2 separate regions of the Homo sapiens genome follow, and region 2 is linked to region 1. A link is a loop called in an ENCODE intact Hi-C map of the cell type or tissue named here. Cell type or tissue: PC-3. All regions are shown on one strand. Links, peaks and the distances in the headings refer to the core of each region. The heading gives the core; the rest is flanking DNA. Region 1 has its middle 29 kb from the start of AP1S2. Region 2 has its middle 92 kb from the start of AP1S2.

Region 1 (12,535 bases), core at 1,941-9,940:
CTTTCCCAGGAGCCTTGTAGGAACTGCTTGACTTGGTCTGGGGTGATGACCAGACAGAACACGAGGTGTTAGCCTCTGCACACACTCTTCCCTTGGCTATGTCTATGTGGTTTTCCTACACATTCTAACTCTTTGTCCTCCTTTCACTTAAAAAAAATTTTTTTTTAGAGACAGGATCTCACTCTTGCTCTGTCACCCAGGCTGAAGCGCAGTGGTATGACCACAGCTCACTGCAGCCTCAAAGTCCTGGACTCAAGCAATCATCCTGCCTCAGCCTCCCAAGTAGCTGGGACTACAGGCATGCCACCATGCCTGGTTAACTTTAAAAAGAAAAGTTTTTAAAAGAAATGAGGTCTCCCTATGTTGCTCATGCTAGTCTTGAACTCCTGGGCTCAAGTGATTCTCCAGCCTCAGCCTCCCAAGTAGCTGGAACTGCAGGCATGCAACACCATGCCTGGCCCTCTTTCTTCTATTTTAAAGAACCCTTGTGATGACATCAGGCTCACCCAGTAATTGGGGACAATCTCCCTGTCTTCAAGTCAGCTGATTAGCAGCTTTAACTCCTCTTTGCTGTGTAAGGTAACTGTATTAGTCAATTTTCATGCTGTTAATAAAGACATAACCACGACTGGGTAATTTACAAAGGAAAGAGGTTTAATTGACTCACAGTTCAGCATGGCTGGTGAGGCCTCAGGAAACTTACAATCATGGCAGAAGAGGAAGCAAACACATCCTTCTTTACATGGTGATATGGTTTGGCTGTGTCCCCAACCAAATCTCATCTTGAATTGTAGCTCCCATAATTCCCATGTGTTGTGGGAGGGACCCAGTGGGAGATAAATGAATCATGAGGCAGTTTTCCCCATACTGTTCTTGTGGTAGTGAATGAGTCTCATGACATCTGATGATTTTATAAGGGGAAACCCCTTTCACTTGGTTCTCATTCTCTCTCTTGTCTGCTGTCATCTAAGATGTGCCTTTCGCCTTCCACCATGATTGTGAGGCCTCCCCAGCCACATGGAACTGTGCGTCCTTTAAACCTCTTTTCTTAATAAATTACCCAATCTCAGGTATGTCTTTATCAGCAGCATGAAAATGGACTAATAGACGTGGTGGCAGCAAGGAGAAGTGCAGAGCAAAGGTGGGGTAGCCCCTTATAAAACCATCAGATCTTGTAAGAACTCACTCACTGCCATGAGAATAGCAGCATGGGGGTAACTGCCCACAAGATTCAATTACCTCTCACCAGGTCCCTCCCATGACACGTGGGCATTATGGGAACTACAATTCAAGATGAGATTTGGGTGGGGACATAGCCAAACCATATCATTCTGCCCTTGGCCCCTCCCAAATCTCATGTACTCACATTTCAAAACACAATCATGCCTTTCCACAATCCTCCAAAGTCTTAACTCATTCCAGTATTAACCCAAAAGTCCAAGTTCAAAGTCTCATCTGAGACAAGGCAAGTCCATTCTGCCTATGATCCTGTAAAATCAAAACAAGTTAGTTATTTCCTCAATACAATGGGGGTACAGGCATTGGGTAAATAACTCGTTCCAAATGGGAGAAATTGGCCAACATAAAGGGGTACAGGCCCCATGCAAGTCTGAAATCCAGCAGGGGAATCAAATCTTGAAGCTTTGAAATGATCTCCTTTGACTCCATGTCTCACATCCAGGTCATGCTGATGCAAGAGGTGGGTTCCCATGGTCTTGGGCACCTCCACCCTTCTGGCTTTGCAGGGTACAGTCTCCCTCCTGGCTTCTTTCACAGGCTGGCCTTGAGTGTCTGTGGCTTTTCCAGGCGCACAATGCAAGCTGTTGGTGGATCTACCATTCTGAGGTCTGGAGGATGGTGGCCCTCTTTTCACAGCTCCACTAGGCAATGTTCCAGTGGGGACTCTGTGTGGGGTCTCTCACCCTACATTTCCCTTTTGCACTGGCCTAACAGAGGTTCTCCATGAAGGCCCTGCCCTTGCAGAAAACTTCTGCCTGGACATCCAGGCATTTCCATACATCCTCTGAAATCTAGGTGGAAGTTCCCAAACCTCAATTCTTGACTTCCATGCACCCACAGGCCCAATACCACATGGAAGCTGCCAAGGCTCGGGGCTTGCACCCTCTGAAGCCATGGCCCAAGCTGTACCGTGGCCCTTTTTAGCCACAGCTGCAGAGGCTGGGACACAGAGCACCAAGTCCATAGGCTGCACACAGCAAGAAGGTCCTGGACCTGGCCCAGGAAACCAATTTTCCCTCCTAGGTCTCCAGGGCTGTCATGGGAGGGGCTGCTGTGAAGGTCTCTGACCTTGAAATGTTTTCAATTTTTCCTAATTGTCTTGGTGATTAACATTTGGCTCCTCATTCCTTATGCAAATTTATGCAGTCAGCTTGAATTTCTCATCAGAAAACAGATTTTTCTTTTCCATCACATCTTCAAGCTGCAGATTTTCTGAACTTTTATGCTCTGCTTCCCTTTTAAACATAAGTTTCAATTCCAAACCATATCTTGGTAAATGAATAAAACTGAATGCTTTTAAGAGCACCCAAGTCATATCTTAAACACTTTGCTGCTTCAAAATTTTTTCCACCAGATACCCTAAATCATCTCTCTTAAGGTTCCACAGATCTCTAGGGCAGGGGCAAAATGCTGCCAGTCTCTTTGTTAAAGCATAGCAAGAATCACCTTTGGTCCACTTCCCAATAAGTTCATCATCTCCATGTGAGACCACCTTGCCCTGGACCTTATTGTTCATATCACTGTCAGCATTTTGGTCAAAACCATTCAACAAGTCTCTAGGAACTTCCAAACTTTCCCATATTTTCCTATCTTCTTCTGAGCCTTCCAAACTGTTCCAACTTCTGCCGGTTACCCAGTTCCAAAGTCACTTCCACATTTTCAGGTATCTTTATAGCAGCACCCCAATACCCAGTACCAATTTACTGTATTAGTCTGTTCTCATGCTGCTAATAAAGACATACCCAAGACTGGGTTCTGTTCTCATGCTGCTAATAAAGACATACCCAAGGCTGGGTAATTTATAAAGGAAAGAGGTTTAATTGACTCACAGTTTGCAGGGCTAGGGAGGCCTCAGGAAACTTACGAATGTGGCGGAAGGGAAAGCAATCATGTCCTTCTTCACATGGCAGCAGCAAGAAGCAGAACGAAGTTGGGGGAGGGGGAAGCCCCTTATAAAACCATCAGCTCTTTCGAGAACTCACTCACTATCATGAGAACAGCAGCATGGGGGTAAGTGCCCCCAAGATTCAATTACCTCCCTCTGGGTACCTCCATGACATGTGGGGATTATGGGAACTACAATTCAAGATGAAATTTAGGTGGGGACACAGCCACATCATATCAGTAACATATTCACAGGTTCTAGGGATTAGGACAGACATAGGCATCTTTGGTGGGGGGCATTAATCTGCTTACCACATCTTTGTCATCTTTAGGACTTGAAAGGCTCTCCAAACTTCTGAGGAGTTGCTCAGCATTCTTACCTGGAAAGGAATGAAATTATGGACATCTTTATTGTCTGACATTTTTCTTTCATTGCAAATAGCTTGCTCCAGGGCTTCTGCAGTCTTTGGGCATAAGCCTTGTGACCACCTAGTCACTGGTCATTCCAACTCAGCCAGGTGACTTGTCAACAACAACCCCAGGGAAGACATATCCCACCCCCAAGTGAACCCTTCTGTCTTTGGAAAACACAGAAACACCTATAGCATTAGGTCAAGTGGTATTTGCCCCACATTGAGTGCCAGCTATTACATCCTGGGGCAAGGACAAATACTATACACAGCACATAATGCAGGGGTAAAGCAGATTGGCTGAGGAAGCTTAGAGGTATAGTGTCAATGAAATATATGGCAGACAATGTCATACATACTTGTGCCACCCCTCCCCCTACCTAAACTCTTCTCTTTCTATACATAAGTGTTTTGAGGCTGGGTATGGTTGGAAGCACCAAGGCTTGGCTCCAGGAGAAGGACTCTGCACCCCAGTACTGATACAGAAGTTGGGAGAGGGTAAAGGACACCTGACTGGGAATGTGTCATTAGGTATTAGAAGGACATGGGTTAATGGGTAATGGAATGGCCTTGCCTAGGTGAGGATCATCCTAATGCTGTATGTGAGCCATCTGAAATTTGCATATAGCAACCACGACTCTTGGCTGAAAATCTTGCAGTCATTTCTAGGAGACAGCCTGTTGCTAGGCTCCCTGAGGAGAGGCACAGGGTGGTCCAGCAGACCGCCCATTTTTTTTGAGATGGCAAACTGATCAAATTTTCAGATGACACTAGAATGAAAGGAATACCAATTTGAGAATCAGGATTTGAAAGATTGCAGCAAGCCAGAAAGATGAATAAAACCTAACCAGATGACATTTATTTGTGATTTCTTTCTTTTTTCTTTTCTCTTTTCTTTTGCAAGTGTGTCTGAATACCTCAACAGCATTAAGTTCAGAGTATGTAAGATGGGTCACCTGTGGAAAAAACTCTGAGGTTTTCTAGGCCAGTTGAAATACTAATATACGCATGAATTGGAGATTAATTTTAAGGATTTGGTTCTTCCTTCAAAGAGTAACAAAGAACTAGAAAAAATAAGCATCTGCTTAAGAAAAATCAACATGAAAATTGCTACTAATGCTCTTAACAAGAGCTCAGAGGCTACCCCACTAGTAATAAAGCACGGAATGCAATAAAAGTGCTTGGATTTATTTCCAACATCCTTAACAGATGAATGCTAAAATTTGAGCAATATGTCTTCTTCTAAATCAGCAAACTCAAAAGCCACTGGTTACCAAACATTTTGCTTGATGTACTGATATCTCTCCTCCACTCGTAGGAGCAGATTTTGCTAAGAACTCTACCTGCCAACCTGTCCCCCGACCCCCATGCCGTATGTAATTCAATTAATGATTGTAAGAAAGAGTTCGGGGTGAATCCATAGAGTCAAGTGAAAGCAACTTTATTAAGAAAGTAAAGGAATAAAAGAATGGCTACTCCATAGTCAGAGCAGCAGTATGGGCTGCTCTACTGAGTATACTTACAATTATTTCTTGATTATATGCTAAACAAGGGGTGAATTATTCATGAGTTTTCCAGGAAAGGGGTGGAGATTTCCCAGAACTGAGGGTCCTGTGGAGTCCTAATTAAGGAGAGGGAGTTGGGCTGGCAGGACCAAGGGAAAGCAAAAAGAGAAAGCAGATAAGCTATAAGTCTGCATTTCTTCATGGTCCCAGACATGTAGCCCTCCTGTGCCCAACTTGTCACCAGACACCTGCAAGTTAGCTCACTGCAACCTTGGTGTTATCAGTAGTGCACAAAGCCCTCTTCAGTACACAGCACAGTACCATTCTGTAAAATCCCCAGCAAGCCTTAGTCTCTTTGTAGTCAGCTCCTCTCTTGCTGTCTTCCTGTTGCCACCTTGCAACGTATTTTCCTACTTTCTTTAACAAATCTGCCTTTCTTTACGTACAACTGTCTTGGTAAATTCTTCTTACCCCAGCACCACCAGCTCCAGGTAGTTGCTGCTCACTTGCAACAGATACCTCCCCTTTTTAGACCATAGAGGGTAATTTTGAATGTTGCCATGGCATTTGTAAACTGTCATGGTACCCGTGGGAGTGTCTTTTAGCATGCTAACGTATTACTATTGGCATACAATGAACAGTGAGGATGACTAGAGGTCACTTTCATCACCATTTTAGTTTTTGTGGGTTTTGGCCAGCTTCTTTACCACATCCTGTTTTATCAGCGGGGTCTTTATGACCTGTGTCTTGTGATACCAGTCCTGCCCACTTCCTACTTCATCCTGTGACTAAGAAGGTCTGACCTCCAGAGAATGCAGCCCAGTAGGTCACAGCCTTATTTTACCCAGCCCCTATTCAAGATGGAGTTGCTCTGGTTTGATTGCCTCTGACAGTATCATGAGTATTTTGAATTAAAGGTCCTTAAAGGTCAACAGACACTGGAAGACTTTCCCCTAAAACCAGACAGACTCTCCAAGGAGAACAATTGTTTTTTCTTCCCCTACCTGTTATCTCATTATCTATTGCAAAAAATAAGACTGAAGATTTAACTACACCTGAACTAACCCTTTCGCAAGATATCCGAAGAGAATCATTTACAAGTTAATCTCCGATCCCCATCCATTCATTCTTCCTAGTAATCATTTATTGCCCCTCAACAGAATTACCTATACTCCCCATCTCCCTCCTCCCCTCTGAAAAAAAAAAAAAAAACACAACTAAATAAGTATCAGGGCCCAATGGGGATATTTGGTGTAATCACTCTGTGATTCTCCCCTGTACCTGTTAATGCATTTGTATGCCTTCTCTCCTATTAAATAAATTTGTATGCCTTCTCTGCCTTTTGTGAGTAGATTTTTCAGTGAACCTTCAGAGGGCAAAGGGGAAGTTTTCCCTTTGCCCCTATAACTGTTCCAACCAAGTCAGAAACTACATTATTTTAGAGTCACAAATTTTTTAAAACTTCAAAATCTATCAAAATGCTAATATAATATTTTTCATCTTCAATATCATGAGAGCACCAAAGAACAAGCCAATTTCTTTTTAAAATATTTATGAAAAAGTAAATTATAGAATTCTATTCAATTTTTAACTATGTATAATATTTATGAGTCCACAAATTGCAAATGAAAAATATGAAAAAGGTAATAAAAGTGATTTGTTTCCAACAGGGAAACATGCATTCGAAAATTTGAATCTGCTCTTGCAAAGTCTTATTCATCACATTTCCCCTGGGTGCCTAAATTGTTAGCATCATATTGATAGATTTTCAGTTAAAGAATGCCTCCTAAGGATTGAATTTTCACAACTGAGTTTAATTTTGACAGTTTTAGCTGATATCCAAGAATCTAATTCTTAGCCAGACACAGAAAAAAATCTGCTTAAAATGACCCAGGAATATTTGTACAACCTGTCCAGTTCCAATATCCACCATTTATATCATTTGCATGACTTCAACTTAAATCTTTTGGCTTGTACTGTTCCTTCAACATGCAAACAGCAGGAGGAGAAAGGGAGCTGATAAATAATACATCCAAACATATTATAATTTCCAAGTGTTGAAAGGAAATTCATCTAAACGTTACAGCAGGTATAATTTAAAAGTAATATTTTGTGTTTGAAAACACAAACAAGTATTCTGTGTAATGTGGTAGTGTTTGAATGTAAGTTCTGAATATTTAAAACTTTTCAAAAACACAAATTCATATTTCAAAAACCTATTTCTATCCTAGCAAAGAGGAAAACAGGGTTCTTTCTAAAATCCAGGGTAAAATTATTTAAGTGCTATATCTGGAGAATATGACATTTTCATGAGCGACACACATAACATTTAAGTCAGTATGAGGCTATTGGATGATTCTAAAATAAGTAAGCTGAGTCTCAGACAGTACTCAGGTAGGAAACACCAAAGTTGCCTTCTCAATTAATCTCAGTCCTATTCATTTCAAACCTGTTTTTTCTCTTCAAGTTTCTTGCAGACTAGAATGTTGGTATTTTGTTTTGTTTTAATTTTTGTAGGGACAGAGTCTCCCTATGTTGCTCAGGCTGGTCTTGAACTCCTGGCTTCAAGTGATCCTCCCACCTTAGCCTCTGGAGTAGCTGAGATTACACCTTGCCAGGCCAGAATGTTGGTGTTTGATAAGTTACCAAAAGTAAGCATAGATGAGGGCAATACTCCTAATAAAAATAGATTTTTGGAGTGCTGAATAACAAATAATCACCTCTTTTAGTTATAAACCTGCCTCGAAAAAGATATGAATGTATTTGAAGTTTTGTCCCAAATATATATATATAATTACATGTAAATTTATTTATAGATACATTTACATTCTACCCTTTTGCAATCTATTTTTAAGCCTGCAGTAGTAATTCGTATCATGACCTGGAACACTACTACAGTTTTAACTAACATGAACATCCCCATAGCATTATTATTATCAGGAATGAAAAAATGGCAGATTATAGACCAAGCCCAACTCACTAATCTCCCCATCCCTACACAGGATGTCCTGGTATAAGTGGACTGATGGCTAAAACAGGAATTGTTAGTGTTTTCTAGAAATGAGGAATATATTGAGAACATCAAATATGCATTCACTGGCAAATCCATCCTCTTTTTGAGGGGGGAGTCCACTGATTTCCAGTGTCTTTTATTCTACATACTTGCTTTCTTCTCTCTCTCTGTTTTTTTAAAGAGATGGGGTCTTGCTATGTTGCGCAGGCTGAAGTGCAGTGGCTATTCACAGGCACAACCATAGTGCACTACAGCTTCGAACTCCTGGGCTCAAGCTGAGAGTACAGGCATGGGCCACTGTCCTTGACTCTGCTTCCTTCTCCTCAAATTTCTTCAAGTGGCCCCAAATTACCACCTCTTCAGTTTGCAGGCCCTTCTGTTAAGTGAGTCTAGAAGGGGTGGCCACAAGGAATGTTTCAGATGTTGCTTCTGTATCTGGCCTGTCTCCTCCCTCAGTCATGAATTAGGATCAGCACTATTTCCTGTTTTTCCCTCAGAAGCAATTTGTCCCTTTTCACTGTCACACCCTACCAGGAAACATCCAGCTTTGCACCCCACTTCGTCAGAGAAATGAAATTGTGTGGTTTAATTAAGGCCAGGGCCAATGGATTAAGAGAAAAAAATTCTGGAAGATCAAGGCTCATTATGCAGCCTTGATATACACACACACATATATATACACACACATATATATAATTATGTAGCTCATTATATATAGTTATATATACACACACATATATATACACACATATATATAATTATGTAGCTCATTATATATAGTTATAGTGCAGACATTTTATTTTCTTGAAAAGTAAATATAAAAGTAAAAAAATCTATATATTATTATATATGTTTATTATATATATTTATAGCTTTTCTCTTCTTTTCCTTTTTTTAAAAATTTTTATTTATTTATTTATTTATTTTTTTGAGACGGAGTCTCGCTCTGTCGCCCAGGCTGGAGTGCATTGGCACGATCTCAGCTCACTGCAACCTCTGCCTCCCAGGTTCAAGCGATTCTCCTGCCTCAGCCTCCTGAGTAGCTGGGGCTATAGGCACGTGCCACTACTGCCTGTCTAATTTTTGTATTTTTAGTAGAGACAAGGTTTCACCATGTTGGCCAGGCTGGTCTGGAACTCCTGACCTCAGGTGATCCACCCGCCTCAGCCTCCCAAAGTGCTGGGATTATAGGTGTGAGCCACTGCACCCGTCCAGCTTTTATTTTCCTGAAAGGTAAATACAAAAGTATAAGTACAATTAAATTAAATATAAAACTAAAAGAACCCTAACTACATGGTTAATATAGTACCCTCCTATGTAAACGTAAAACTTCTAATCTTATTTTTAAAGAGGTGCTTTTAAATTCCTTAAAATATGAGTAATAGAAATCCAACCAGCAGTAAAAGGTTTCAAACCGTAGAGAAAAAAGATTGCAATTGTACTAAGAAGGAGACCTACTTCCTGTGAAGGAACGTGCAAGGTGGCCAGCCCTGACTCTCAGATGGGACAATAATAGCTTCAATCAAATTCTTCTACTGCAGGATTATCCATTTCGTTAGGGATTTGGATTCCGAGAGAACCGTGCATTTTTGCTCATTCTTATTCTCAAAATAATAATATCCTTTCCTTGAGCCAGTCAATTTTATTTAAAGTTCCCTATAGCTAAGACTGCTATAAGCTATAATATCTAGCAGAGTCTTTTGTATGTTGCAAAGAAATGTCAAAGTATATTACTTTTTATGGTGCAACTCCCATAATCTCCCCCTTTCTATCTCACTTTTATTTAAATTGTAGCAGGACAGAAAAAAAATGTTGAATTTCTCTATTACCCCTAGCCTATGACCCATGTCAAATTATTTTTATCTCAGTGAAAAATGTTTCCACAACACATATTTTTAATATATAATTTTACATAATGAAGTACGAATGACTATTCACGGTAAAACTTGAAAAAAAAAAGCATTGATGTTGCATTAATTGCTTAAGCATCCTCCGTATAAACAATAGAATTATTTCTAATATTTGCTTGAATACACCATTTTTCTTGTGAAGAACCCACTAATGGAGTCAGCCAAGTACATGCATACAGGGAAAAATTAATCTATGCCTGTCTTTATTATGATAATGGTATGCTTTTCTCTCAAGAAATTAAAGCCCATTGCATCCATCCTGAAACCCCCTTGTAATGGTGTTAGAAGATGTTATCCTTCATTAGTTATCAAAATGATAGTGTTTGTGAAAGTAAGCGATAAAGTACTATTCATATTTAAATTGGTGTCTTTGTTAGCTTAATGCTTATTTATATCTGAAGTCAAAATGAGACACCTGGAGGTTGTCCTAGTTTGGTTCCCCTCAGTATCCTTAGATACTGAGACTAGGATTTGGATACAGGGAGTAACCAGGGGAGGTGATCTCAGGCAGCCTAGTGAGGGACTGGGGAGCATTACACAGGCGAGGGAAGAAGTCACCAAAAAAGGGTGAATTACTGAGTAACTGTAACTGTAGAGAAAGGCAGCTCAGGAGAACCAGCCTGCTAATTGTCTCACTGAGGACAACGAAGCTGAGGTATTTAGCCACTGACTTCGGTCCTTCATTTGGTTAAGGGCTGCCCCTGGCGTTGATAAATCCCTGGCACTTCCTGGACACCCAGAGCACAGGCTAAGCCAGCTCTGAAGGTGCTAGAGAAAGCTGTTGGGCAGAGATGCAGAGAGACAAGGTCGGCTGCTTGAGGTGAGGAGCATCTGCAGGGCTCCCACGGTAGCTGCAAGTGGAATCCAGGGTCAAGGGCATGTAGGGCAGGGCATTTGTGGTGGGTGCTAAGAAGTCAGCCACCATGTACAGCTCAGAAGCAAAGCCAAGAGCAGACTTCTGGGATCTGATTTGTGCAGTCTATCTCGGGCCCAGGTCTAACATAAGCAGTTTGCACGAGTGCAAACTGTTTGCCCAGGATGCTGGGTGAAATTACCTTGAGTTCCTCTAATACTGTGTGTTGGTGCCACAATTTGCTATTTTTAGATGTCAGGATTGAAGTGCTGTTCAGCCTCTGCTATGTTTTATGAAATTTATTGATACGGCTTGAGAGGCAGCACATCCTAGTATGATTTGTTCTAACCTTGGGTTTTCATTAGAATCATCCAAAAGTCTTTGAAGGAAAATTCTAATGCCTGGGTCACATTCATTTAAAGTAGGATCTCTAGGAGTGGGGCCAAAGTCTTGGTTGTGTGTGTTTTAACCCTTCAGATGGTTCTTATGTGCAGCCATTACTGAAATGGCTGCACATAAGAATGAAGATAACAAAGAAAGCATAGCTTTGGAACAACCTTGAAATCAGATGGCCTTGAGTGTAGATTTCCAACTTTCTATGAGTAGCATACGTTCTCTGGGGCTCAGTTTCCTTATTTGTAAAGCAGGGATACTATATCTAGGTCACAGACTTATTTGAGAATTAAATGAATGCCAAAAAAAGTTACTCTCGTGCCAGGCACACAGCTGGTGCCTAATAAATGTCAGCTCTCACCTTCCCAGCATCGGCCAACTTGCTCAGAAAAGTGCTACTGTGTCTCTGTATTTTGGAAAATGAAAATTAAGTTTTCACATGTAGATGGAAAGGATGGAGCTGTAAGAACAAATGGAGGAGGGCAGGATAGGATTGTTACTCTGGTAGGAGTTAATGAAAGAGAACAAGAGAAAAAACAACTAGTTGAAAATGAAAACAAGAAAACCACTAACTGGATGAAATACAATTGGGCAAAGGCTTCATCTGGAATGAATTTAGGTTGGCATGACAGTCAGTCACCGTCAGGGATTAGTGGATACTGTGAAGTCAGGCTTTACCCTCATGGAGTATCTATATGGAGTTTAGGTCCCAATGGAAATACCTTCAAGTGCAGGTAAAATATTTACAGGGAGCTTTTACAACACTCTGTGTTAGGCTAAGTACCCTCCTCTGGGTTTATTAGACTACCTTTCAATTAGCATTTAATATTATATTTAAAGTAACTATGTATTGACTAGTAGATCGTGAGTTTCTTTTGGGAAGAACTGTGTTTATTCATCAACAATATGTCTGGTACACAAGTAGAAGTTCATCAATTATCAACCTAAGCCAAAACAGAGGCTGGGTCATTGTGGTAGACCTTGAGGTTGCCTCTGCCAGCAAGTGGTGGCCTTAATCCCTTCCTCTTCATTTTATGAATGCTAAATTTGTCCAATTAGAGGAGATTTCAGGGGAAACAAAATTCTACACCCATTTTGCTTCCATAAAGAATGTGAGTCCTACTGTTAGGGTGGCTTTTGTCAAAAAGATAAGAGATAGCAAGTGTTGGTGAGGGTGTGGAGAAAAAGAGACCCTTGTACACTGTTGGTGGGAATGTAGATTGGTACAGCCACTGTGGAAAACAGTATGGAGATTCCTAAAGAAATTAAAACTATAACTACCATATGACCCAGTGAACTCTCTTCTGGGCATATGCTCAAAGGAAATG
Region 2 (12,535 bases), core at 3,037-11,036, 64 kb after region 1:
GGGTCTAATCAAATTGCCATGAATTTGAATGCAACAAGGCTGTTTTGTAAATTCAAAATAGCTATTTCAATATGATAATAATCCTCTGTATTAAACATCACCCAAAGATGTAAATTTTATTTTTAGCTGCATGTTGAACCAAATCAAGCCTTTACTTTGAATATTGCCAGTTTGGGGTTGGGTAGGATGGGGGGCTGGGGGCAGGAACATGTGTAAAATTTTCTTCATAACATTTCATTGAACATCTTCCTAGACTGTCAGCATATATTTTTCTAACTTGTATTAGCTCTTCGGCAATTCCAGCTGCTTGGTAACAGTTGTAGCATCCCAATTTCTCCAGATTGTTAACTACTGCATGAGAGCACACAAAGTTGGAATGTAATTAAAAATGACATTTGCAAAAGGGTAGCAGAGTAATCCAAAACATCACTTTTTACTTTACTTCCCTAATATTGCAGTTAAAGAAATTCTCTTGCCAGTAACACTTTACGAATTCGACACTTTCAGTTCAGAAAGGAACTTACAGGTCAACTAGTCCAACCTTTTCATTTCACAGTTGAGAGAACTGAATCACAAAAAAGCTGGAGGTAGCTAATTAGTTACATGGCAAGGTTTAAAAGTCAAGTTCATCCATCCATCCATTTATTCCTCCATTCATTCATCCATCCATCCATCCACCTATGCAACCAACAAATATTTATTGAATACCCACCATGCAGACACTTGCTTAATGTTGAGGATATAATGATGAACAAAACAAGACATGGTTTATCTTCTTCTGGAAGAGACAAATATTAATTGAATGGCTATGTTAATTTATGGCCATGAAGGAGAACTACATTATGTTTTGAGAGAATATAGCAGGGGCTGACTTTGCCTGGTAGGTGAGAATGGCAAGGAAGGCTTGCCTTAGGTCATGAAGTTCAAGAGCTGAGATAATGAGTGTGTTAACCAGCAGAGTGGAAGAAGAATGCACCATGAAAACCTGTGTGCTGTGAGAAAGGTAAGAATAGCACATTTGATGAACTTGAAATAGGCCAATGGAGCTGGGTGCAAAGAGCAAGTGAGAACATGATTCAAGATGGGGCTGAAAGATAGACAGGGGCTGTAGAAAGAGACATCTCTTGTCCTAGTGAGTTGGTGTGAAGATGTAAGGCTTGGACCTGAGCTACCATTTTGCTACAATGAAGGGCCAGTCAAGGGACCAGTATGAAAGCACATGGTGCCAACACCATGGAATGCTGAGAAGATACCAGTGGAAACCAGGTCTGTGGTGGCACTGCATGAGCTGCAAGGTCAAATTTCATTATTTAATTACCAAGAAATAATATGGGGCCACTCAGTTGTGGTTTTTATCTGAATGAGTTTAAATTGGATTTTTTTGTCATTTGTAGTTAAAAATGTCTCCCTCAGATAGGGAGTCAGCCAAATTAAAATGGCAACCACTGTGTGCTTGATATGAGGTTTGTCATTTGGTTAGTAATTAATGAACATTTACTGAATCAAATGCTCATCTCCATCAGTGTGTGGATGTGTGGAATGCCTTCTATGTCTATTTCAATCCTACTCATCCTCAAAGTTCAGGTTAGCATCCCTACCTCCCAGGAGGTATCATTCTTTTTCAACTGCTTCTGCCCTTCTCGTTGGTCCATTAATAGTGTGACTCAATCTATGTGATCTTGCAATTTAATGATAGTGCTTCAACTTTTCTCCTTTGCATCTTTTCACATATTATTTCTTAAATTTTGGGATGCACATCAATCAACTGTGTACATGTTCAAAGGGCAGGTTTTCTCATATGCCACAGGTGCACATGTGCAGAAACACTGTATATAATGTACCACATAATATAGGTGCTCAGTGTATATTGATGGAGTTGAATTGAATTAAAAGCCCAGAAGGGATTTGGTGATTATCAGAAAAGCTTCCCCTATAAGGCTCTAAAAATGGGCACCTCCTTCAACTTGTCACCAGTGATCTCATAACTATGCTGAGTATCCAAGGTCAAGGGAACTGTATGCTTAAAAGGTAGCTAAAATTTTTGATGACCTTAGCTAAAACTAGTGAGAAACCCAATCTCGGTCCTCAAATTCTGCATAAATAAGAATCACAGTGTTAGGATTCCTTGAAGAATAATGAGATTTAACTCGCTCTTTATTCATTTTTCATTTCTGTGCAAGTGCTTTCATTTCCTTCACCTTTGAGCTCTGATCTTTTCCCACTGATTTTTGTTTTTTGTTCCAATGGGAAGCACCCTTGTCTAAAGGTAAGCAGTGATGCTTCTACCGAGGCCACACCTTTGTCTCAGCAACATGATGTTGATTTATTCCTCTCTCTCTCTCTGGTCCAAGCTGAACCCTGCCTTATTCACTCCTAACTCTTATACAGAGCTTTTCTCCTGTGCCTGCTACATAGAAAGACAGTCTTCCAGCTTCTTTACTAATCTTGTTTCTTTCATGCACACACGCGTGCATGCACGTGTGCATACAAACACAGTTGGCTTTTCTCAGTTCCATATGTGAAAATAGGCAAGTTTAACGAAATAAAGGAAAAGTTAAAAAATTTTAAGAACTCTTACAAGCCCTGGTAATAATGATTTATTTATTTATTTATTTATTTTTTTCAGAATGAGTCTCGCTCTGTCGCTGAGGCTGGGGTGCAGTGGTGCGATCTCGGCTCACTGCAACCTCCGCCTCCTGGGGTCAAGCGATTCTTCTACCTCAGCCTCCTGAGTAGCTGGGATTACAGGCACATGACACCATGCCCGGCTAATTTTTGTATTTTTAGTGGAGATGGGGTTTCACCATGCTGGCCAGGCTTGTCTCGACCTCCTGACCTCATGATCTACCTGCCTTGGCCACCCAAAGTGCTGGGATTACAGGCATGAGTCACCGCGCCCAGCCTAATAATGATCTTTTAAAAAAATAATAATAGTCTGTTTGATTGTCCCCTCTTTACCCTGTTGGTGATGATGGGATTCCTGCCCTAGGGTTAAGTGAATGACTGAACACACAACACCAAACACTGGACAGCTGAGATGGACAACAGTTTATCAGTTACACATACTCCCAGTCTGGGGGAGGAAGCTACCACATGTCATGTAGGGCTACATGAGTTATTCACAGAGTGAACAACCAGGTGCTGTGGGAGGCAGGGTTTGTAGTATCAAGAGGGTGAGGTGGTCCCTGGTTCCTGTGGGAGGATGTGATTGGTTCACTTGAATAGTTCTGCAGTCTGGCAGGGAGCTGAAACCCGTTACTCAGGGATAAGCAGCGACTGTGCTTAGTCTCTGTGATAAGGAGGGTTTTGGGCTAGGGGACCTTGTCTCTGGTAGCCTTTACACCACAGGATCTCTATTCTTGCTTAAAAGTCTAAGTGGGGCTAATCTAGTTCTTTCTGGCTCCTGGCTCATCTCATTGTTACTTTGGGAATAAGTCACCAAAATAATTTTGTTTCTTTTCACGTTTTGCATCTCCACTTTACCTCTGTCAACCTTCTGGGTTGGATTAGAGTATGTCAAAGGTTTTTTGATTTTGTGCTTGCCCTAAATTTGACTGATTAAGTAATAATTAAAATGGGTTCACTGTTTATACTCTTAATTTTGAAGCTCTTTACCTACTCTCTTAGGTCAGACTCCTTTGAAGCAGAGCCTGGAACAGGAAGTCAGGTGTTTAGGATGTATTGCAGAAAGAACTTGTAAAGGAGGGAGGAAGCAGGATAGGATAGGGCTGGTGGAAGCTGAACAAAGGAGTGTTTTCACTTCTTCAGAGAGAGGCTCTGGACTACAAACCACACCTTGGAGGTATCCCTGCCTTGAAGGGAGGGGTCTCCTTTGTGCCCCTGTATTAGTCAGTCATTGACTGTGGGCCATGGGGTGGGGTAACTTCCTGGGGGAGCTGGCTACCATCAGCCCAGGACAATTCTGCAGAGGAAGGCAGCTAGGAGACTGGTGCCCTTGCCTGGTAAATGGGATCTGGGCAGGGTGCCAGTTACATCTACTACCTATACTTCACCTTGTTTAACTTCTTCAACAACCCTAAAAGGCAGATATTCTTATTTTTCCCATTTTTCAGATGACAAAAGTGTGGCATAGAAAAAGCATGGCAAAAGTGAAGTCAGCATTCCAGCCCAGAGACACCTGTGCCTGTTTTAAAAGCATTACAGGGAAGCACACCTGATCATTCCAAAGTCTCTTCTAGCTCTTTATTTTATGCTTTTACTCTAATTCAATTCATGAAATATACATTGAACACTGAAACTGTGTAGAGTTGTCTTACAGGAGTGTTTTACAGACTAGCCTGTGTTACATTGTGTGCCTCTCCACCAGAGGCTTTGATGTTGAAAGACCCTTGGGCCCATTTCGTCCAACACTTCATATTACATAATTAACTATGCATACCTTTTCGGATTCAGTCTCAAACTATCTGATGAGTTTGTTCTTCTTAAATCATCCGTGAGAAGTATCTGCTCATAAAATATGTCTTTTAATGAGGAAATATGACAATGGATCTTCATTTAAGTCAGTAATTAAGGAATATCATGGATAGGATCATTATCTCAGCTTTCAGCATTTTTTTTTCCTCATGAGCATTTTTATCCTCAAGCAAATAGCTTGAATGAAAGGGGCAGATGATTAAAGATTTTCGGGATAAGACCAGACATTTTGCCTTCCCAAGTTTTTGGTGCAAAAGAGAAATGGCTGTGAACCATGGACCCTCTGTAAAAGATGGGAGATCCATCTTCTTACAATTTTACCTTCTTGCTTACAAAAATGGGATGGACATCCGTCACTGGTGATCCCTGGGGAGAAAGGGGAGATTGCTAGGTAGGTTGAGTTTTTGCCTAAGATTTTCTAAATTTCGATTTTATTTATTCATACATTACATAGTTTAAATTCAAAGTAGTATTATAGCAAAAAGTCTCCCTCTCTCATTCTGCAGGTACCCAGTTCCATTTCCCAAAGGCAACAATGTTCAGTTTCTTGATTATTTTATTTTTCAGAAATGTTTTATGAATATTCAAGCAAGTACATATAAATATTTCCCAAGGTTTTTGAAAATTCAGTGGTTAGGGTAGAAGCAGGAAAATTCATGATTAGTTTTCTAGGGCTGCTATAACAAACTAGATAGCTTAAAACAACAGAAATTTACTCCCTCCACAGTTCCGGAGGCCAGAAGTCCAAAATCAAGGTATCCACAGGGCCATGCTGTCTCTCAAGGCTCTAGAGAAGAAGCATTCCCTGCCACGTCCCAATTTCTGGTGATTGCCAGCAATCCTTAGCATTCTTTGGCTTGTAGGTGCATCACTCCAATCTCTGCCTCTGTTGTCGTATGGCATTCACCCTGGGTGTCTCTTGTTTCCAAATTTTCCTCTTACTATAAGGATATCGGTCCCTGCTCCAATCCAGTGTGACCTCATTTTAACTTGATTACGCCTGCAAAGACCCTATTTCCAAATAAGGTCACATTCACAGGTACTGGTGGTTAGGATTTGCACATATCTTTTTAGGGGACACAGTTCTACCCACTTCATTTCATAGTGTTATAATTTCAAAGCTTTAGGCTGGCTTCTTAGATAAGTAGAGTTCAGTTCGCCTTTGGAATACAGAATGGGGTTGAAGGTTCATTTGTTTTGGATAAAACAAATACCCAAACAGGTTTTTCCCTTTCCTAGACATGAAGCAAAGATCTACAGCAGAACATAGAGATTTCTGAGCCTCCAGTGACATCAAGTAACCAAACTGTGCTGGATGTATATGAAAGCAGTTATCCATGTAGTCAAAAGTGTTTAAATCAGTGGGGTTTTTCTCAACTTTTTTTGACTCCTGCCAATAGTAAGAAATACAGCATGACTCAAAACATACAAATATTTGAATATACATGTATGATAGATATAACTGAAACAAATGTTTGTTCTGTGAAATAATATGTACATTTATTATTTGAAATGAACTCTGATATATTCTATTCTACTCTTTTTCATTATTTTTTTTCTCAGCACCACTAATGGGTTGCCACCTGCAATGTGAATAACACTTCTGGGTGATGTTTCTTCCCTAAGAAGGGATTTATAGATTTCAATACCTACATGTTATTACTTGTTCTCATGGAGGTGTTTGTGGATGGCGGGAATGAAAGGGAGGACTAATCTTCACCTTCTCAAGGAGTGAAAGGTTGTGGGAATTGAGCTCAGCTAATCACCTTGGTTCAATATAGATTGGACTGTTGGTGCCATACATGCATATTACTCAATTTTTTGTCAGACTTGGAAAAATGTACTGATGTTGGGCTATTGTGTTCCAATGTCTTCTTGGGAATCTTAGCACCAAGATTGGGGAATGGGGGTCGTCAATCATCTTGGAAAATCCTCAAACTGAAACCCAATCTTTGGGTGATGTCTTTAAGGGAGAAATAGAAAGGTCTTCTGGCACCTCTGACTCCAGGGAAGAGACAGCTCCAGGACATTTTTACTGATGCAGTGGAAAAAAGGCGGAAAGGGGAAAGGAAAGGGGAAAGGAAAGGGGAAAGGAAAAGGGAAAGGAAAAGGGAAAGGAAAGGGGAAAGGCAGGCGGTGGGGGTAGGGGGGAGGCGGAGTGAAGAATACGGTGAACTCTTTCAACCAGTGCTGAGGCCAGGGAGAGGGGCAGAGGTGCTCTTCAGGGACTAGCTGTGAGCTCTGTTTTAGGTCACTGTAATGGATGTGCTTGATTACCATCCAGATCCCCTTTAAGGGGCCATGTCCCTTAGCTGCTATGAGTGTTGCCTGTTAACAGCTCATAGCTGCCTTTCTCTGGAGAATTGCCCTGGGCATAATAGAAGTCTCCTCATCTGGGATGCCATGTCATCCCATCCCCCCAGAGGCTGTGGTCAGTGACTAACACAGCAGTACAAAATGTTGGCCTCCTTGCCTTCAAAATGCTACTCTCCTCTGGTGCAATGTATACTTCAGAGTGCTCTGCAGGATCAGGTTGAAACTGAACTCCCAGTGACAGCCCATGATCGCTCACTTTCTTCCCCTGCCTCATCTTGCTCTCCTCACTACTCTTCTCCTGAGCATTCTCCCCTAATAAACCACAGGCACAAGAATTCTGAAACCCAACCCAAGACAGTTGTAAATTCTTCAATTTGTAGTTTTATTATTACTCATTATTCTTTTCTTTTTTTATTACCTATTATTACTTTCTTCTTATTTTTTATTACTGCAGGCAACAGCCTTGCATTTCAGTCTGGTAATTAAGGAGGATGAGCAGGATCATGCTTTGGGCAAAGCAATACAAGGGAATGAAGCAGGAATGCAAAGTGAGTCCCGGAGGAAGTGTAGCCAGCAGCAGGGTGGAGGGAAGGAGTGGCCTGGAACCAGGAGGGGATTGAGTCAGCAGGAAACAACCAAGGCAGATTGTGGGAGTAAGCCTTCCCCTTTGTTTGTGAAGAGGATTCACAACAAAGCCTGGACTCCTACTGATAAGTGAGATGGGACTTAAATCATTCTAACTTGGGGAGCAGGAGTAAATGGAACTTATCTTGTCTGCATAGGCTGTTGGCATATTAGTTTCCAATTTCTGCTGTAACAAATTATCACAAACTGAGTGGCTTAAAGCAACACAAATTTATTATCTTACAGTTCTGAAGGTCAGAAGTCCAAAATGGGTTTGCAGGGCTGCATTCCTTCTGGGTGCTCTGAAGGAGGATCCATTTCCTTGCCTTTTCCAGCTTCTACAGGCCATCTGCATTCCTTAGTCATTGGTTCCTTCCTCTGTCTTTAAAGCCAGCAGAGCAGCATCTTCCCATCTCTCTCTGTTCCTCTACCTCTGTCATCACATCTCCTTCTCTCTGACTATGACTCCTCTTGTGTCGCTTTTACAAGGACCCTTGTGAATACATTGGGCATACACAGGTAATCCAGGATAATCTCTCCATCTCAACATCCTTTATTTAATAACATCAACAAAATTCCTTTTGCCATGTAAGGTCACATATTCACAGGTTCTCAATGTTAGGTCATGGGCATCTTTCCAGGACTGGGTGGGGCATTACTCTGCCTCTCACAGTCGGGGAGGCCCGGGCACAAAAGTTATACTTGCAGCTGGGCATGGTGGCACATGCCTGTGATCCCAGCACTTTGGGAGGCTGAGATGGGAGGATTGCTTGATTCCAGGAGTTTGAGACCAGCCTGGTCAACGTAGTGAGACCCCGCCCATCCCTATTTTTTAAAAACTTATACTTACCTTTCAAGATATGGCTTCATGTTCAATGCCTAGAATTGGTTTTCCTGAGTTAACAATGGCTAATTATCTAAAGACTGGTCTTGCAATACTATCTGCACCAACTTCCCACTCTTTTAATGTAAGATTTAGTCTCTGCCAGGGCTTGGATCTGGACCAAAGTAGACCTTGCTGCCATTTCCAAGGCTATGGTTCAGTGTCACACAGGCCCTGAGAGTACAGGAGCTATGTGACATGGCTGTGCCTATCCACGGGCACGGCTTTCTTCTGGATGATTTGACAAGGGCAGAACTGTGAGCTGACTCTTTTTGGCCATTAAGAGTGTCTATGTATATTCGGCTGATAATTTATAGCCACTGATGAAGCAGGGGGAGTTAGAAAAAAAATCACCATCAGCCCCACATCAGTCTCACTCTCAATCTCTCTCTTTTCCCCTGATTTGTCACATATTACACTTCTTTATACTTTTTTTCAACATCAAAATCAGGTTCAGGGCTCCATACATAGTTTATATTCCATGCAAATGAATCCCAGAACGACTGTTTACTAAGACACTAAGATAAGGTGGCATATGCTTTCTTTCTCTGTTAAATAAAAATTACTTTATGGAAAGCAATTCATGATTAATGTCAGCCAAAGGAGGAATGGTGTCAGACAGTACTGTCATTTGATATTGGTAATTTTCCCTTTGCCTTCCTCAAATTACTGTCAAAGATCACTGAGAGTGAAGTTAGTTAGACATTATTTTGCCCAGTAAAGTATGTCTGGCTGAACAATTTCCTGTTTCCTATGTGTGCATTGCTGTCCTGATGTGAAAGAAATTATTGAACCTTCAGCAAGGGCTGTATGGTGTCTTCTGTTCCTCATACCTTGAGTTCATGCTTTTGAGTACTCCCTGTCATGAATGTCCTTGGCCTTCTTTCTCTTTCCCTCTATCCTGTTCAGGATTTCCATCCACTGTATTCCTTATGTTCTTCATTCATTCTAATGCCTCTTAACTGAACAGGAGCCTGGCCACCACATGGATGGTTTGGCAAGAGCTAAAGCTGGAAAGCTAGGCTGCTCTACTTTTAAGATAGAGTATCTCAAAAAATTATCTGAAGGTTTTGAGTTGCTTGCCATCTAATTTCTAAAACCCACTAGCTATTTTCTTGGAATAACATTGGTTTGAGCCACATGCTGTTTCTGACAATTCATTATGCCTAATGTAATGCAGAAAAGGAGATATTGATTAAAGGTCAGATTCAGGCACATTGCCTAGTCACTTTCTGCAGTCCAAGATGTGGAACCATGAACTTGATGAATTCTGGGTATCACTGATATGCTTCAAGAAACCAAGAGGCTGCTTGAAAGATATTTTTTCAGTCTTCAATCTTTCTTGCTAGCTGACTGTGACAATTTCGTACAGGGCAAGAATATCCTTCCTTAATATGTTTCTCTCAATTCCAAAGAATATAAATGAGTTGATGATTAGGGCTATGAAGCATACAGGAGTCCATATCAGTCTAATAAGTTTCTGAGATTTGAGCTATTTATTTTGCCAGCTCAATATTTTCCCAATGCCAGGAAGAAATTTAGCAGTATTAGAAGCCCAATGATATTCTTTACTTGGGCATCACTGTGGAAAAGACTGGGTACGATCCAATCTGCAGCCAACTTGTTTTAAGTAATAATAATAAAAAAAGGAAATAAAAAGACACTTTACTTCAGCAAGAAGCCATAATGTACCATCAGGGGAAATAAGCAAAATTATTTCGGAACTTGACCAAGCTTTGTGACAAGGATTTTAAAAAGCACTAGACAGAGGATTTTATGGGTTCATTTGAATTGATTGAACATTTATTTAAGACAGTAATAGGTATGAGACAAATAGAAAATCCTTTCTCCATTTAGAACCATTGGCCTAAGGGAAACATTTTTATTGATAAACCATACATCAAAATGCAAGGTTATTAGTTTCATTTTTTAAAAACAGAGATAATCAGTACATTACTCAATAGATTTTTTTTACAATTTTAAAACATTTTATTATGAAAATTTCAAACATACACAATATTAGTTAGAACAGTGTAATAAATCCCCATGTATCCATCACCAGCATCAACAACAATCATCATTTTGCCAATCTTTCAACTTCTTTTAAAAATAAGAAATATGTGACTCACCTATTCAATTTCTTACCTAGTCATTTCTATTTCTTATGGACTTTAAGACATCTCATCTTAATATCAATAGATTTTCTTACCTTTAACTTCTCTGAGAAAACAGGGTATTCAGTTTGAGATCTGCCATTTTCCCCTCTCTCTACTTCAAAATGTATTCTTTATCTCAGAATTATACTCTATTTCTTCCATCTTCTCCTTTTATTTTGTCTTATTGTAGAGAAATAAAGTTTCTCTTTGTGAAGTTAAACGTCTGCCTGACTATTTGGTGACATCCATCTCCTCCAGAATTGTGTCCTATTAATTTTCTCTCCTCAATTTTCTATCTTTAGTCTTCCTCTTGGCTCCTTTATCTCTGCCAGTAAACTCATTCAGATATTCTCCAGACTCAAATGGCAGGGCTACTGGGAATATCTTCGAATTTTTTTTTTTTAATTTTCAATTTTTTCTAGAGATGGGGGTCTTACTATGTTGCCCAGGTTGTTCTTAAACTCCTGGCCTCAAGTGATCCTCTCACCTTGGAAAATCTCTTGAATTAATTATTCTCACAAAGTAGCTCTGACTTAAGCCTTCTCTTTCGTGGTTATTCTTTTTTCCACTCATACTTTAACTGTGGGAAAATCCTTGATTTTTCTTTTTCTTTTTCCTCTAGCCAGCCCCTAAGAATCCACATGACTTCATTGACTTTGTACTTGCCGCAAAATGAGGGGTTGTATTTTCCAAAGATGGTCACAATAATGTCCCTTGTCCCACAAGTTCTTCTTCTAAAGTGACCTTGACACTCCTCCCATTGGGTTATGGGGTCTATGTCGCTTTTCCTTGAACTAGGTGAACCTTTGTGACTGCCTTGACCATTAAAGTATGGCAAAAGTGACACTATGTGACTTCTGAGATAGGTCATAAACATCCCATACACTTGGCCATGCTCTCTTTTTTTGTTTGTTTTTGTTTTTGTTTTTTTTACAGAGTTCAGTATCTGCTGAACCTCTTACTCTCCTGGAGCCCAGCCACCATGCTGTGAAGAAGCTCAAACTAGTCCACATGGAGAGACCACATGGAAAGATGGAGAAGCCATGTGTAAGTGTTCCAGCCAACAGTCAGCCTCAACTACCAGACATGTGAATGAGGAAGCCTTCAAGACGACTCTAGTCTTTGAGTCACCCCCAGACTTGGAAACTTTTCAGCTGAGGCCCCAGATATTGTAGAGCAGAGACAAGTCTTCCCCATAGTGTACCATTCAAATTTCTAGCCTACATAATCTGTGAGCATAATAAATGGCTATTTTCAGCAATGTTTTTGGGTGGTTTGTCACCCAGCAGCAGCCCTGGAATACCTAGCTTTCCCTTCCTCACTGTGCCAGCTCTAGTTCACACGTACATCCTCTTGGCCTAGTTTCCGGGCTAGTCTCCTGGCCTTAAGGATCTCTCCAATGGATGCAATGCTGCCTCCATGTCTCACCTGAATAGAGTGTTCTCCTGTTTTTAAAATACTTTCCTGTCACCTTTTTCATTTGGTTCTCAACACCAAGGAGGTGGCAGAGCAGGTACTACAAGAGCCATTTTGCAGATGAGGAACTGAGATTTGAGTAAAGGGAGGTTTAACTAACTTTCAAAGTAGCTTGTAGAACTGGGACTAGAACTACAAGAGGAGATTTACTATAGAATGTAGAATTTCTAAAACTCATTTTTCTCATAGAATCCTTTCTGGAAACACCTATTGGCCTTGAAGGACAATGGTTTCCCAAGGAACATAATTTGGGAAATACCTTATAGTCCAATTCCCTCTTTTTTTTTTTTTTTTGATGGAGTCTCTCTCTGTTTCCAGGCTGGAGTACAGTGGCGCGATCTGGGCTCACTGCAACCTCCACCTCCTGGGTTCAAGCCATTCTCCCGCCTCAGCCTCCTGAGTAGCTGGACTACAGGCACGCGCCACCATGCGTGGCTAATTTTTGTATTTTTAGTAGAGACGGGGTTTCACCATGTTGGCCAGGCTGGTCTTGAACTCCTGACCTCAGGAGATCTGCCCGCCTTGGCCTCCCAAAGTGCAGGGATTACAGGCGTGAGCCACTGTGCCCGGCCTCCTCTTTTTTTTTTTTTTTTTAGGTTAATAGATAAGGCTTGAGAGACTCCATTTCCAGAGATAATTAAATCAT

Evidence for each region. Hi-C counts contacts between places; a loop is a spot of excess contacts. Peaks named below come from ENCODE experiments on the same cell type or tissue, not always from the same donor. Only the 100,000 strongest peaks of a DNase experiment are listed, where the experiment ranks them.
Region 2: a loop joins it to region 1, with 4 times the contacts of the local background. A loop is called at or near these places in 2 of 110 quality-filtered maps.

The regions. Positions count from the first base shown.
Region 1 is chrX:15,877,556-15,890,090 of GRCh38, forward strand. No RefSeq gene overlaps it. Among named protein-coding and RNA genes, the nearest start is that of AP1S2, 29 kb to the left of the region's middle. In PC-3, for the core only: no CTCF peak of the experiment used is centred there; a DNase peak (open chromatin) is centred at 5,756.
Region 2 is chrX:15,940,467-15,953,001 of GRCh38, forward strand. No RefSeq gene overlaps it. Among named protein-coding and RNA genes, the nearest start is that of AP1S2, 92 kb to the left of the region's middle. RefSeq lists a silencer at 2,568-2,775. In PC-3, for the core only: no CTCF peak of the experiment used is centred there; DNase peaks (open chromatin) are centred at 6,835 and 7,355; H3K27ac peaks cover 1,029 bases.